Regions from separate parts of the Mus musculus genome. Here region 2 is linked to region 1. The links are chromatin loops, found by intact Hi-C in ENCODE. Cell type or tissue: gastrocnemius. All regions are shown on one strand.

Evidence for each region. Peaks named below come from ENCODE experiments on the same cell type or tissue, not always from the same donor. Only the 100,000 strongest peaks of a DNase experiment are listed, where the experiment ranks them.
Region 2: it touches region 1 in a loop (4-fold over the local background); 5 of 42 quality-filtered maps call a loop at or near these places.

The regions. Positions count from the first base shown.
Region 1 is chr4:97,561,417-97,569,416 of GRCm38, reverse strand. It overlaps E130114P18Rik (RIKEN cDNA E130114P18 gene), which reads left to right. Exons shown (of 3, transcript NR_015513.2): 2 at 139-235; 3 at 453-1,542. Among named protein-coding and RNA genes, the nearest start is that of E130114P18Rik, 19 kb to the left of the region's middle. In gastrocnemius, a CTCF peak has its summit at 4,462 (motif pointing left); a DNase peak (open chromatin) is centred at 4,650.
Region 2 is chr4:98,114,354-98,122,353 of GRCm38, reverse strand. It overlaps Nfia (nuclear factor I/A), which reads right to left. Exons shown (of 11, transcript NM_010905.3): 11 at 3,478-8,000. Among named protein-coding and RNA genes, the nearest start is that of Gm34784, 7.7 kb to the left of the region's middle. In gastrocnemius, no CTCF peak of the experiment used is centred here; a DNase peak (open chromatin) is centred at 4,026; H3K27ac peaks cover 1,285 bases.

The sequences.
Region 1 (8,000 bases):
ATTATTGTTGCCTTTGGTTGTCTCACAATGATTGATACTAAGCCCCTATTGCTGTACCCCTATACAGCACAGTTAGTACACAATGCTCAAAATTATTTGATCTGAATCAGATCTAAGAGTATCTTTTCTAACTTCCAGGTTACCAGAAAATAACTATGCAAGATGCCAAGATAGAGAGGCAATTAATAGTCCTACCCAGTTGTGATACCTTTCAACCATGGCAATGACCAGCATGGTAAGATATCCATAAAGGTATGGTAAGTGGCACTCACACATTGGCGACAACCAATGACTGTCTAATTGCACTTAAGCCTGTTTAACAGGAGGGATACCACGCATGTTCCTCGAAACCTACCCCACTTTCAATGTCTCATCTCTTAGAAGAGCCTCTACTACCATCACTTTATCAGTCCAGATCTATCAAACCTTTATCAGAACGCTTTTCTTTACAGAAAATGGAGACCATCACAGAAATCCACAGCTGGACACAATGCAGACATCAACAGATCCTGGGTAGCCCTACCCCACAACTACGTCACAACTCCTGCATTTATGGCTCTGCAAACATCACAGAGAGGGGCTAGGAAGACTGTAAGAATGAAACACCAGAAGTTGGCTGTGAAACAGTCTTTCCTAGAAATGCCTGCATAAGCAAAATTTGAACAATGGCAGTATCAGTAGACTTGTTGATGTGGAAAGGAAAAACAACCTCACAGGGGCACATCTGTGGATAAGGCAACTGATGACTGCTGGGAATGGGAGAGCTACCCTCTACCTGGGAGGAGCTCTCTATTTAGTTATCCAATACAAACAGTATCAATGAAACTGTACATAAACAAAAAATAGAATGGACTCGGTAGGTTGTATTTGTGCATAAATATATGTAGCAATAATAGTGGGACAAGAAGAGTTTGAGCAGTTTGAGAGTTGTGGCAACTTGGGAGAAAGTGCTATAATTATATTTTAATTAAAATATGTAAAAATACATAGAAAAAATTCAATAAATTTTCTTTTGTGAATAGGGCAAACGTTTTCATACTTTCTGAAATGGATCTAAACATGTTCCTGCATTTTACACCATGCATTTATGAAGAATGGTGGGTGCTCTTAGAGTTGATGTATAAAAATAAACATTGAACACTTGGACAAACCTCCAAGATGTTCTGTGTCTTGCAATATCAAATAAGCAGTTAAGATTTAGGTCCTTATGTGAACACTAACAAGCATGTGTATGTTATTAGTTTAGTTTTTAATAAATTGTAAAATTGTATGTATAGTAGATAATTGCCTTAATTTTCTGTAATGTGTAATCAGTGAACATATACCTATTTTCTAGACATACATATCAATAGTCATGTAAAAACTTTTCAGGTATGAAGTGGTTATGAGTGTAGAGTTTAGGAAGCCTTGTTCTTGACTGTCCATGTGTAGATAATTAATATTTGTGGGTATAGGTGCTATTTATTCCTCATCTAACAAGTTTAAAGTTTGTTTTTAATAACAGTAAATAATGTGTTAACATAAAGTTAGCATTACAGCTTTAAAATTTTTTATTAGATATTTTCTTCATTTACATTTCATATGTTATTCCCAAAGTCTCCTATACTCTCCCCCTGCCCTGCTCCCCAACCCACCCACTCTTGCTTCCTGGTCCTGGCATTCCCCTGTTTTGGGGCATATGATCTTCCCAAGGTCAAGGGCCTCTCCCCCATTGACTGCTGACTAGGCCAACCTCTGCTACATATGCAACTAGAGACACAGTTCTGTGGGGCAAGAGAAAGTAAACAAGGAGCTAAAGGGGTCGGCAACCCTATAGGAGGATCAACAATATGAACTAACCAGTACCCCCCCAGAACTGTGTCTCTCGCATTACATTTTTAAGGTCATAGTATTGTTAGCTATACACACATGGTAGTGTTGAATAGTGTAAGCTTAAGACCTTGTGTTTTATTCTCAAGAGTCTCAAAATATTTTCAATTTATCTCTTAATTTATTCTTTAGCCCATTGACTATACAAGAGTAAGTTATTTGATTTCCGCATGCTTAACAATGTCTCTGATTTTTACTTTCATTTTCTTATGGTTGGAAGTGATGTGTGATGTGGCTTATATCTTATTTAATTGGTTAAGATTGTTTTGTTCCCTAACATTCTATTTATACTATAGAATTTCCTTTTGAACTTGGGGATAGGTGTTCTGAGGCAACAGGGCACCACGTTCTTTATATGTGGATCTTGTCCATCTGTTCTTAGTTTTTTCAAACTTACTGTTGGCTCACAGGTTTCTGTCTGAATGGCCTGTCTGTTATTAAGAGTAGGATATTATGATTTTTTATTTTTATTGTGTTACTGTATATTTCCCAGGTTCTATCAATGTTTGCTTCATACATTTGGGTGTTCTGACTACAAATTCTGCTGAATTCACTGTTTTTATCCCCCCCCATGTATCACCTATCCATCTATCTATCTATTTATCTATCTATCTATCTATCTATCTATCTATCTATCTATCTATCTATCATTTTTTTGTTTTTCATGACATTTTACATTTTAAAATATATTTTTCTGGTATGTGTGGAGCAACCTCTGTTTGTTCTCATTTCATTATTGTTTGTAAGAAACATCATTTATAGTTTGCTTTTAGCCGTTACACATCTTTAGAGTGTATCTCTTGGAGACAGCAAGCGGTTGGATCTTGTTTGTTCAAAATCCATTCAGATATTCCATTTCTATGACCAGGAGCTTTGATCGATGTATTCAAAAAATTTATTATAGAGAAGAACTTAGACTATCTCTTTAGCAATTGCTTTTTGTCTGTCTTACAGTTTTTGAGGTCTTTTCTCTGCCTTTCTGTTTTGCTGTCTACTTTTGTAATGGATACTTAGCATCTTCTTGTTCTTCTCTGTCCATAATCTAAAGGTATCGTCTTTGTGTTCACCGCAGGGTTTGTGTAGCATGACTTATGTTTATAACACTGACTTTAAGATGACTTCAGCTTATTTTCAACAGTGAATGCAAGTTTTATGTTTTGTTTTATTCCTGAATTATTTTGGGAATGGGCAGACCTTGTGTGTAATCAGTAAATGTTCTGACTTTGAGCCACATCCTCAGCCCTACGTGTTGTCATTAATGTCACAAATTATAGTTTTAAAGCTGTATTCTTCATTTATGTCCAGCACCATAGATGAAATACTGTATGAGGTGAAATTTCACACTGCTATTATGGTATTTCCCTAGTCTATGCATTTACTTGACTATGCATTTCCCTTCGCCATTGAGCTTTCTACCTTCATTGCTTTCATGGGACTCTTTATCATCCTTTAAATTCAATTAAAATTATCTTTAGCATTTCTTATTTTCATTAATGTAGTGGTGATGAAACCCCTCAGCTCTTACTTATCTGGGAAGGTATTTCTGCTTTATTTCTGTGGAGACTATAGCCATATGTAGTATTCTTGATTGACACTATTTTTCTTTAGCACTTGAACATATCATTGTGTTTCCGTTTGCCCCGCAAGCTTGCAATGTGAAATCCCTTCTTATTCTTACCAGGCTGTCTTTGTATGTGACAAGTCACTTTTATTTCTGTGCCTACAAAATCCCCTATCTTTGATTGTTGACAATGTGATTGTAATTTCTCAGATGCGCTTCTTTGGTTTAATCACAGCTAGGGTCCTTTAGACATCTAGATGTCCATTTTCCCTCACAGGGTCACTTATTCACACCATCTTATTATCTGCCTCTTTTCTGTTCTCTCTCTCATCTTTGTTTATTGTTTTTAGCACTAGGAATTTATCCAAGAACCCAATAAACTCTATGGCAATCTCCCATCGCTTTCTTTCCTAACCACTCTACTTTATGATAGCCTCTCATTTCCGTAGGATTGTTTTATTCTCTTTTTGTGTTCATTTTTACTATGCTTCTGATTGGATAATGTCAATGTCTTTGTGACTGCTGATTCTATCTTGTGAATGAAGTTACTACCATTGTGAATTTTCAGTTCTATTCTGTGTTCTTTAGCTTTGAAATCACTGTTTGGTTATTTAAAAAAAAAAAAAGAGAGAGACTTGATACTGTTATTCTATTCATTATGTTCTTGTGAGTTGATTGAATGTAACATGGATATTTTGAATTCTTAATTTGGTCATTCACTTAACTCCATTACCTGAAGTTAGGCTTTGGAGATTCTTTTGTTCCTATGGTTGGGCCATGATTTCTCAGGTTTTTATGTATGCCTTGTACCTTTGTATTTGGTTGTACATTTGAAACACACCTGCCTCTATATCATTTTACTTCAACTATGTACAAGGAAAGACTTCCACAGTCATTTGAGGTCAAGATTCCAGAACCTCGTCAAATTTGTCTAGGGATACATTTTTCTATGCTTTCATGAATAAGCCCGGCAGAGTTTTGCTGGCTTAGTCTTCAGTTTGTAATCTCTTCCTCCCTCTAGTGTCTATCTGTAGTATTACAAGTTCCAACGTGCTAAACTATGTGCCTTTCCCTGAGGCCTTGGGGACCATCAGGAACCTGTGTTGGGTAAGCCAGAAACCAGTCTCTTTGAAGGTCCCTGAAGAGCTGGGATTTTTTCTTTTTTGGACACATGTCCGCTCCATTCACCCCTTCCACTCCCAGAGCCACAAGCTGGGCTCTCACTCCCTAGGTGGCAGGCTGTGCCAGTTTCTGTTTGTGGTATTACAAGTTCCCTGGCACTGACATGAGCTGCCGAGCTCACTTTTGTTCTCTGCAGCCCCTAGGCATGAACACTGTGAAGTATGTGAGAAGGAAATTAGTTCCTCGAGAGAAGAGACTTTGAATGCAAAATCTATTTTTCTCTTTGCCCTCCCCCCCGCCCCCCAAGGAAGAGACTGATAATTGGACTTTTGCACTCTGGAAAAGGAGACGTTTGATATGGAACGGCATCTTTTACTACATCTTCTCTTTATATCTACCACCTCTTTTACCCCTCCCCCTCTCTTCCACACTCCCTCCTAGTTTCCTTATTTTTTTTCCAGATCGACCAGTACTATTCAGGCTGGTCTTGAATTTGTGTTCGTCTTACCTCAGCTTCCTAAGTAGATGGGATTAAGGACGGGTCCCTGCACTTGGTTTGCCACTCTCAGCATGACTATTCTTGGCTTTGAACTTATTTCTAGGGTTCTCATGAAGGCATTTCCCACTCACATGTGTCATATTATAGTCACTCTTTCTATGAGGACAATGAGATTTGGTGCTTCTGATTCCACCATCTTGCTAATATCATCGTCCTCTGTCTCTTAAATAATGAGAAATGAAAGCATTCCCCACCCTCATGTGCGGAGACACTAAGTCTTCTTTCCCATATGCCGCCTGAGACCTTCTCCCTATCTTTATACAGTTGTATTAACAACGTATCTTATTCAACATGGTCCATCCCGGGGCTCTAGGCTTCTAGGAGCAGATGCAGTATTACATTTTACTCAAGGTCTTGTACTGGAGAACCCCATATTTCCTAAATATATTTAAAAAATAGTGGAGAACATATGGGTGTCTGTGTCTATCAGGTTCTAGTGTTGAGAGCTGTTGTATACAACTGTCCTAGTTAGCTTTAACTGTCAACTTGAAGGCTAAAATCACCTGAGAAAATGAAGTTTCAATTGAGGGATGGCAGAAGATGGGCTGGCAGAGGCATGTCTGTGGGGGGTTATCTTAATTATCAATTGATGTAGGAGAACCCAGCCCACTGTGGAGGGCACCATTCCTTAGGCCAGTGTTTCTCAACATTCCTAATGTGTTGACTTTTTATTTAATACAGTTCCTCATGTTGTGGTGACCCCCCAACTATAAAATATTTTCTTTTGCTACTTCATAACTGCAATTTTGCTACTGTTATGAGTCCTAATATAAATATCCAAGCTTTCTCATAGTCTTAGGTGACCCTTATGAAAGGATTGTTCATCCCCTAAATGGGTCATGACCCAACTGCCCTAGGCAGACAGGCTGCATAAGAAAACTAGTTAAACACAGGCGTGCCATAAAGCCAGTAAGGTGATGTTCCTCTATGGTTTTGCCTTCAAGTTCAAATTTAAAATCTGCTCTGTCTTTCCTTATTGGAGGTCTGTGACTTGGAAGTGTAAATCTCAATGACAATAACAACAACAACAATAACAACAACAACATCATCAACAACAACAACAGACAGCAGCAGTAACAACAACAAAATGCTCTTCTCTCTTAACTTGCTTTTGGTCACAGGGCTTTGTCACAGCAATGGATGCAACTAGACAAGCAACTTGGCATCTTTTCCCATGAAACTCCTTCCAGAGCTCAAAGCAAACCTTCTCTTACTGAATATATTCATACACATGTATTAAATATTTATGGGTTGTCTAATTGCAAGATCAACGATAGTCCCTGCTTCAGAATGTGGGGAACACTAGGACAATAGGAGCCCTTAGGTAAAAGCAAAAGCAGGTTAGTTCGCTTACTAAGTCTTTCCTTTACAAAAGGGTTGACTAACGTAGATTTCTGGCCAATGAAGAATTATTTTGTAGGGTGAAGAATCCTTTCATTGCTTTTTATTTCTAATTTGATATGAAATATTCATCAATTTATGTCATATACAAATGTATATGTATAAAATGTACATGTATAAAAAGCAGTTAAAATGACAGATGAAAACATTTTGCCACAGTCAAAAATTCAAGTTTGAGCAAAGGTTTAAGTAATTTATATATGAACAGTGATACCCATCTTTTTTCTTTACTGTATAGATCAATATAAATAAGTGATAGTCTTTACGATGTAATCAAATTGGTTTGTAGGGTTTTTTGGTGGAAATACTACTAACTTACTGTGTTATATAAGATAATTTTGATGCAGCATTTGAATATTCAATACAATATGCACAAATCTTTAAAAATATTATTTTAATTTTGTAATTTGTATTTATTATTTTAATTGTTCCTGACTCTGAAGCATGAGTTTTCTATCATTAATAGGAACTTAAAGGTTACAATGGCTCAGGACCACTGTGTTATTCTGTATTGCTATTGAATAAGTCATTGAATAAGTTATAGAAATCCACAACTGTCCAAAATGCAGAGAACCACTGGCCATGTACCCAAACCAATGGATGCATCTACACTATAACCCCTATACCTAAGACTCGGGGAACATTGCAGAAGAAAGGGACAGAAAGATTGTAAGAGCTGGGAAACAGGCTATCTGCTGTGAGATAGAGTATTTTATACATAACAGGGAAGTTACCCTATGAAATGTAAAGAATATTGTTCCTTAAACAAGACAGGAATAACACATCATTTGGTATGCCAGTGTAGATGGGGAATCTCACAGGGCCTTATCCTCAAATGAGGATCCAAAGGCAACTAATGGCTGCCATGAGAGGACAAATCAGTCTCCTTTAAGGGCAGGTCATATTTGATAGCAATAAGCCCTTAACAAATACAGATATGAGCAACATTAAATGGGATCAGTAGGCTGTAGTTATATAAACACATGTACACACAGACACACCACCACCACCACCAACAACAATAATTAAGGAAGAAGACATCATGGATTTGAGAAAGGAGTGAGGGAGGCACAGGAAGAGTCAGGTGGTAAAGGAGGTAAAGAAATTATGTAAATATAATATTGATGTGCCAATGTCTTGTATGGTTTCCAGGGCTTTACATCACTAGGGTTGACAAGGGAATGAAGAAATGGCAGCACACACAGAAACACAGAAAAGTTGGGATTCGGTGGACTGGGCGCTATCTGATGGAGAAACTGCAGGACTCTAGAAGTTCAGCATGTTGACTATCAACTTCCAAACATGGACAAGAGGAAGTCTTAGCCACCCTTCTGAGCTTCACCTTTCGAGTGTGTATGTGTGGGGGCTTGTGCCATTTTATCATGAGTCTGAGGCTATAGTTCTTGGCATGGACATGCACATATCAATAGCACATATTCACTAAGGACATTAGGCATTTAGGACTTCCTTCACTCCCAACATTCATCA
Region 2 (8,000 bases), 550 kb before region 1:
TCTTTGGACTTCTTTCTCCAGGAAGAGAGACGTTACTGTATTCACTTGGCAGGTGAGGAAACTGAAAATCAAGGTGAGAAGTAATGTGTTTAATATCCCGTGACCAATGAAAGAAGGGAGTGGGATTCTCTCCAGTTCCTTGGTTTCTTTGATCTGTTTTTTCCTCCTGCTTCTCCCCATCTCATCCCTCCTCTTCCTCCTGCTTCTCCTCCTCCTCCTCTGTTCACCCTCTCCTCATTGACCCTCTTGAGACAGGATGTGTGTAGTTCAAACTAACTACAAACTCATAATCCTCCTGTCTCTGTCTCACAGGCTACAGCCTTGTATTACCTCACCTAGGGGGACTCTGGTTTTATGCTTAGCTTCTCTCTGTAACATCTCTGTCCTCCAGGGTGTCAAGGCTGCTTTCTTCCAGGATGAACCACATGATACTAGGTTCTTACATGACTGGTACTCTGCTGGGTGATCTACTTGCATCAGTTGTTTTCAATCCTTCTCATGGTCTTTGACCGTAGGCACCACACTCATTTCCACTTTGTAGATGGAAAAACTGAGGCCCTTACTATAGCAGAGTTCAGAAAATAAGATATCAAGATGTAAACCCTAGACGACATTTCTTGGGATACCTTTTCCTGCTTAGTTGAGTCAGGTTTCAGAATTCAGCCAAATGGCAGCCTGGGAATGAACAAGAAGAAGACTTGCATTACTGTGCACTGAAACCTTTACCAGGGGTCCTTTCTTTGGTGATGGCATTTACAATATGCTACGCTAAACACATTTTAATTCGTCAGATATCTATAATGATCCTGTAATAATCATTCTCATCTAACCAATAGGAAAACTGAGGCACCAGCCAATGCCATAGAGCTACTAAAATGGAGAGCTAGGAGTCACCTGGGCCAGTTTGGTACTTGATTCCACGGTCTTGATTTACAATGTTGTCCCATGTCCAAGCGCTGTGTTGCATACCACCTGACCTAGATGATTTGGATTGACTTAGATTTCAGTTTCATGAGGCCAAATTATAAAGATCAATGTGATTGGGGACTGATATGATTTAACTTAAATGCTAAGGCAAGTACTAGAAAGTTGCTCAATTAACTTGAGTCAGGAATGCTTCGTAAGGACTGATTGTGCCTCTTCAATAGTTGCAGTCAGAGCCAAATACTAAATGTGAGGTGATAAATCAATCACCTAAACTGCTTGGCATGTGAGCGTTTAGCGATTAGTAGGTATTTATGTCCTCTTTGGTCTCTACTATGTTTACTTGTGCTCTACTGTGAACCTGCACTCATTGCCTGTCACCTCTCTGCCACTCTGACTTCAACATTCTTCTCTACTCAGCTTAATCTTTGTCTCTCCAGCTCATGACTAGTCCTGTTCTCTAGCCTTCCTGTGATTGGCTTTGACCAATGAAATGTGAGCCAAAGTGGTGGGAGTCTATTCCAGATGTTAAAAGCTATTATGAATCCTGCCAATACCTCCCGCAATGGTCAAACACTATCTGTTTTCTGTCTAGCGTCCTAGAATGAGGCAATCCTGTGCAGAGGTCTCAGGCTACCCACAAGAGACGTGTTAAGTAAGATTAAAATCTTCATTGCTGTGAGATGTGGGGTTATTTCTTTGATAGTATACACAAATCTAATGAATAGATAAGATTTTATAAGCTGCTGTGGTTTGAAGGTGAAATGTTCCCCTGCAGGCTCATGTTTTGAATACTTAGTCCCCAGTTTGGGAACTTGGTGTTTTGAAGGCCCCAGGGTCATTAGGTGTCATGGCCTGGCTGGTAGAAGTAGGATGCTTGAGGACTTTGAAGGCTATACTTTCCCTGGTGCTGTTCTGTGCTGTTTCCTGGTCCATTGTGATTCGAGGGGGTCTCTGATTCACACACTCCCACCACCAAGAGTCCCACCCTGCCTTCCACAGTTTGACATATGGAAGCCCTGACAAAACTATGAGCCCAAACAAGTCTCTCCTGTTTTTGCCACATGTCATTTCAAAGTGATGAGGACAGTAATGAGTGTGCTTTAAGAGGGGGAAAACCCATTATGTGCTGCAAGCACATGCAGCGTCTTGACTTCAAGGTCAGACTCCCTGTTGCACCAGAGAGTTTCCTTTCTTCAGTTTAATACACCTTCCCTGGGGTCCCTTTGAATGCAGGTACATTTTACATAGTGTTTCCTTACTGCTCATTATGCAAGAGTCTCCTTCCCTCTTTTGCTTTGTCAGTTATTATCTGTGACACTGGCCTCAGTGGCCTTCAGAACAATGTGAAGACTCATCATGACTGTGGCGCTGGGCTGATTTGAGTGGACTTTATTTTATTTTATTTTTTTTAACTACTAGACTACATGGCTCAGAAGAACAGATACCCAGTTTTTGTTTACTTACTAGTCTTAGCATTGGCATAGTTTCTGGCACATGGTAGACACTTCACCAGTATTGCTGGTAAGCAGTTAACAGAATGAAGATCTGGTGATTACTGGGAAAATGTAGGCATCTGACTTCTCAGATTAGAATCACACACAGATGATTATTCTTTGTATGGCTTCCAGTTACTAATCTCTGTTCAGGAGCCTCATCTATAAGAGGATAAAAACTAGACTCGCCTCACAGTGTGGCATCAAGCTTTAAAAAAATAGGTTAAATGTGTGTACTCCTAGTTTGTGTCTCTCCCTGCCTAGCTCACTGGTTTATACTCTGCTGGTGAGGCTGGGACTGATAGTTTTCTTGGTTCAGTTTCCAGACTTTCTAAATGGCTAGCTACTACTAGTTCCAGCCAAGAAACAAGGAACTAGTACTAGGAACACTGGTGTGAGCCAAGAGGAGGAGAGAGAGGAGAGAGCTCGCTGCCCACAGTGTGGTGACAACAGTGTGCTGTTCACAGTGTCACAGGAGGTAGAGGCGTGCAGCATTCTCCAGCTGCTTCCAGGATCCCCAGCTTCAGCTAGTCCTTACTCCATAGACACCTCAGCTTCATCCCGATTTCTAGCACTAGCCATTCTTCTCCCAGAGCTCCTAGTACCAGCCACATAGTATTTCCTCTCTGATGGTGTGCGCCTGTATCCCCCAAAATGATACAAGTATCAGCCATGTGTATTCCACCCTTAGTACCTGATCCTGTCTCCTTGTATCTCTCGGGATCCATGGCTGGTGGCTGTGCTTTCTAGTTATATAGTCCAGGGCCATTTGGACCCCCTCCCCTCTTGGGATCCACTTCCTGACTCCCATAGCAAAAAACAGATCACATAGGCAAGCATACCAGACACACAGGAAGCTCCAGGTGGGATCTGCAAGCTTGCATTGGCCCAGGCAGGTAGAAGGCCAGCAACACTCTCCTTGGAACCCTGTGAAAGACCCTATACACCTAGAATCTGTCAAGGTGAACGCAGAAAGCCCGACTTGTGGGGAAAGCACCAGCCCACAACACAGCTCACTCACCCCAGGCATTGTGTACACAGCAAAAGAGGACACGGCTTCCGTAGCATTAGCAATTTTTTTTTTATTTTTCCTTTTTTTGTTGCATAGGAAATGCAGTACTTGCTTCCAGTAATTGTATTGTAATGTGAGAAGGTGGTAGCACTAACGGTTGAATACAAGAGTTAAACTAATCCACACCAGCACAAAAACCCTGTGGAGATTTAGTTGATAAGAATGGACGCCCACAGTGATTCTCAACCAATTACAAGTTTTCACAGAACACAGTAAACGAAAAGGGTAACTATGAGAGTCAATACACATATGCTAGAGGCACAGGGGGCCCGGCTCATAAAAACAATTTCAGACCAAGTTATTAACACGGGGCGTTTCGTTTCACAAGAGATCTCTTTTTCCATCATTTGAAGTTTTTAATCCTTCCCCCCACAATTTGAAAAGAAACCAGAGGCACTCTGAGCAGATTTGTTTTTTTCTTTTTTCATGTGTGATGGGAAAGGTATGTAGGAGAAGCAGAGAAGGAACCATGGACTGGGCCTTGACAGCCTTCCTAAGGACCTACTGGGACCTGCTGGCACTCCTCTAGCCTGGCTGGCACCTCGGTGGCAAGGCAGCCGAGTTCAGCGGGGAGACAATGGTCTGAGGGAGAAGAGAGCTGGCAGCCCCCTTACTGCATTCTCACATGGCCAGACATCTAAGACCTTTAGTGGACAATAACAGGTTAAAAAAGAAAGAAAGAAAAAAAGCAAATTTACAGACCATGACCAAGAAAAAAATTAAAAAAACAAGAGCAGTACAATTTGCAGTCAAAGCAAAGAGAACACAAGCTTTAGGTTTTCGGAAAAGCTGAGCGTTGAACGGCAGGAAGGATGCTCTGTTTCTTGGACACCACTTGCCTTTAAAACCACGGGAGAGACAGGAATCTTCACATTTTAAAGTTTGTGATATTTTCTGCCATGAGCTTGCTCTAGTTAGATCAGAGGTAGCACTTCTCCTGTATCCTCTTGTGGTCCAGACACATTTTACAAAGTTAGTGTTTCAGTCCCAACAGCACAGTGAGTCCACATGGAGGATGCCTGACACACAGAGGGGTGCATCCATGTGCTGTATCCCATACTTAAGTTCCCCTTAGCCTTGTGAGCCTTACTGGGATCCAGTCCCCATATAGCATCCCTCCAACTTCCTTAATGCAACCCTTGGGAGAATGAGAGGCAAATGGGTGCTATTGGGGGGGGGGGGAGTTAAACAAAGGAAATATTCAATTTGGGAAGAAAATATATCCAAATTTAGAGAGAGAGAGAGAGCAGAGAGAGAGAGAGCATATTTTTTAAAATCCCGTGTTAATAGCAAACTTCTTTCTTATGAATCGGGCCCAAAGTTTGTACAGAGTTATATTTTTGAAGAAAATATTGCATCTGTGCATGTAACTAAACAGCTAAGTGATTTCTTAAAGTTCTTTTGTTTTGTTTTGTTTTTCTTTTTACTACAAGGAAGTCTGGTGTGAGACAGATCAAGCATGGGTACACTGTCCATTAAGGTTCTTCTGTGTCGTCTAGCTTCTCTTGAGGGTCAAGAAAGTGACTCTCACTTGGAAACATTCTCAGAGTGGTTTTGCAGCAGAGTTCTTGAAATTCAAATGGTAGTTTTGAGACAAAAATCTCACCAGATACTGATTTCTGAAATCAAACACCCATGCTTGTCCCTTAGGAGAAACAAAAGAAAACAAAACAAAACAAAAAACAAAACAAAACAAAAACAAAAAACAACAACAAAAAAATGAAAACACACACAAGTAATACTGAATTTAAGTAAGTGTACACCTCCAAGATCCTGACGACAGCTGGAAGGAAGACCGAGTTCACGTTCTCAGTGAAATACCTCAAACCTAGCCGATAAGAACCGAGGCAGAAAAAAAGTCTAACAGAACTCTGAGTAATATCATACAGTCACTAAGCATTATGGGATAGCATGCATAATATTGTACGGTTATTTTACATCACCTATACCAGAGGTCCTGACTGACAGACAGCGAAGGCTACCGGTGTAGAAAAGTCTTACTTCAGAAGAGCAGTATAATACAGGTTTCACAGGCACTACATTTTAATATATCAGGTATTATGCTGGTTTTCTTATAATTCTTTCTGTCCTAAAGCTGGCATTATAACAATGACCAAAAAGGCAAGGATTGAAGTAAACGGAAAGTAGATACCAAAGTTGATATAGTTTTTTTTTTTCTTCAGATAGATTAGTGCATAGTTCTCATGCAGGTAAACACTGCTATGCATTTACACTGTTGGGAAGCAGAGTGAACTGAGCCCGAGTTGTCACATTCGTGTGAATCATTTTGTCAGCCTGTAATAGCACCATGTAATGGATTTGCATTAAACATTAAATTGATTTCAGAACTGGTGACACAGTATTCACTACAGTTAAGTGCTATGGAATAGCTTCAATATACCTGCTATATATCAAAGCAATTTTCATCCCACTGCTTTTTTTTATTGGAAAAATAAAGGGGAAACATTCATGACACTAATTGGATGAATGCACAGCCTCGGAGGTGGAGAAGGCAGAGTAGGTTACTGTCGAACAGCACGAGCATGCATTGACTTCAAGACAAAATGGCCTCCGAAGGCGATGGGAAAGGAAAGCCATGCCAGAGGGGCGGAGCTAGCAGCCTCTGGGAGTGTCTAGGATGGACTGGCGGGCAGGCTGGAAGGCACCACCCCAACTCTCCTTACTGACCACACTTCTTGTATTTTACAACAGTTCAATGGAGGCCTGCTACCAGAAACCAGAAGGGAAGAAGCAGCAAAAGAAAACCAGAGAGACAGACAGTGAGAAAGAGAGAAGGAGACAGGGAGGGAAGGAGGAGGGAGAGATGGGGGACTGTGGGATAAACTCTGATGTAAAAAAATATCAAATGACAGTCTTAAAGACCAGTCCCCATCAAAACCAAAACCAAAACAATGAAACAAACAAAAAAAATCCCCAACCCAACAACAATAACAACAAAAAACAAATCATGGGAGAAAATGTTTTCCTTTGCAAATACCTCATGATATGGTTGTTATAGAGCTTGAAGCACACGAGGATAGAGATTTGGGAAGGTGAAAGACAGTAGTTTTGAGATGGAGTTTGCATATTCTTGTGGGCTGACTGAATACAGAACAGCGTGACTAGAAAGTTGGATCCTGCGCTCTTGGACTGTTGGGAAAGGAAAAAAGGAAGCACGGAGGATTGAGGCTGGAGGGCCTGTGGGAGGCCATCCGGATGGTGGGGAGTGAGCCCTGCATAGGCAGTGAGCTTTTAGATGTCATGCCAGGCAGTAAAGAGACAACCTCAGTGGGAAGTGAAGGGCTGGAGGATGGGAGAAGGGCACCAGAGAAGACTTCTGCCCAGGACAGTTTAGAAAAGGAGCTTTGTGGTGGCCAGGAGAGGGGCCAAGGGAGAACATTTATTGGAAAAATGCTGAGAGTTAGACTTGGTGCCTCTGACTTCAGTTCCCAAAGACAAAAATGGGGGGGGGGGAGTCATTTGAGGGACCATCTTTACCAATTGTGTTAATGCCATTTGATGGGAGAGGAAAAAGCAATTCAACATGTCTCAGAATCAAGTCTGGCTTCCAATGCTGACAGCTCTTGGGGCTGTCTGTCTCTACACTCCTGTAGCAAAGCCTTCCTCAAGCACCTTGGCTCAGCTCTTGACCTAAACTGCCTTGGTCGGTGTTGCATTTGCTTCCTGCTTGATGACAACGGAACTACAATTTCCTGCTGCTTTCTGGACAATGAAGCATGAGCAGACCAGAACTTGGTGTACTGACTACTTAATCCTTGGTTGCTGTCACCCTATGCTGCCTCCACAGTGGTTGAGAGCCTTTAAAAACATTTTTTTTCCTCCTGCAAATCTGTTGAGAGTTCCCTACTTTTAGCTTCATTAAACCTAATACAATAAAATACCTTCAAAAGTACAGCACACCTCTGACGTCCATTTGTAATGGTTCTTCAGTAGACCTACACTTCTCAAGCATAGGCATAGGCTATACCATTGGCAGAAAAATAATTGCATTTAAATACTTTAAAAGTAGAAAAAGAAAAAAAAAAACCCAAACCAACCGAACAAAAAAGAAACGGGAAAGTTTTAAACTTAATCCCGTTCCCACAAGGAGGTGGAGAAGGAAGAAGAAGAAGCAATGCTGTGAACGCTGCCTTTGTAATGAACAATCAGAGATTTCACTAGGCTAATTTGACAGAAATGTTTCCTCATTTAGACAACATTACAAAAGTCCTGCATTATAAAATAGGGTAGAATAAATCAGTGTAATCAATAAAACTATACAACGATACAAATTACATATCTTCTGAGTGGGCAGTTTATTCTCTCTCTTTGCAGTCGAGACTACAACATGCTCACTAAAAACAACTAGAACTGCCCAAACTATTGCTTAGTTTGTTTTGTTTAAAAAAAGGGTGCAATTTTATTGTATATACAACCAATTTACTGGTAATACCTTGGCATTTCGCAAGGTTCTGACAAAATGTTTGTCTAGGCTTTTTTCCCTTCAC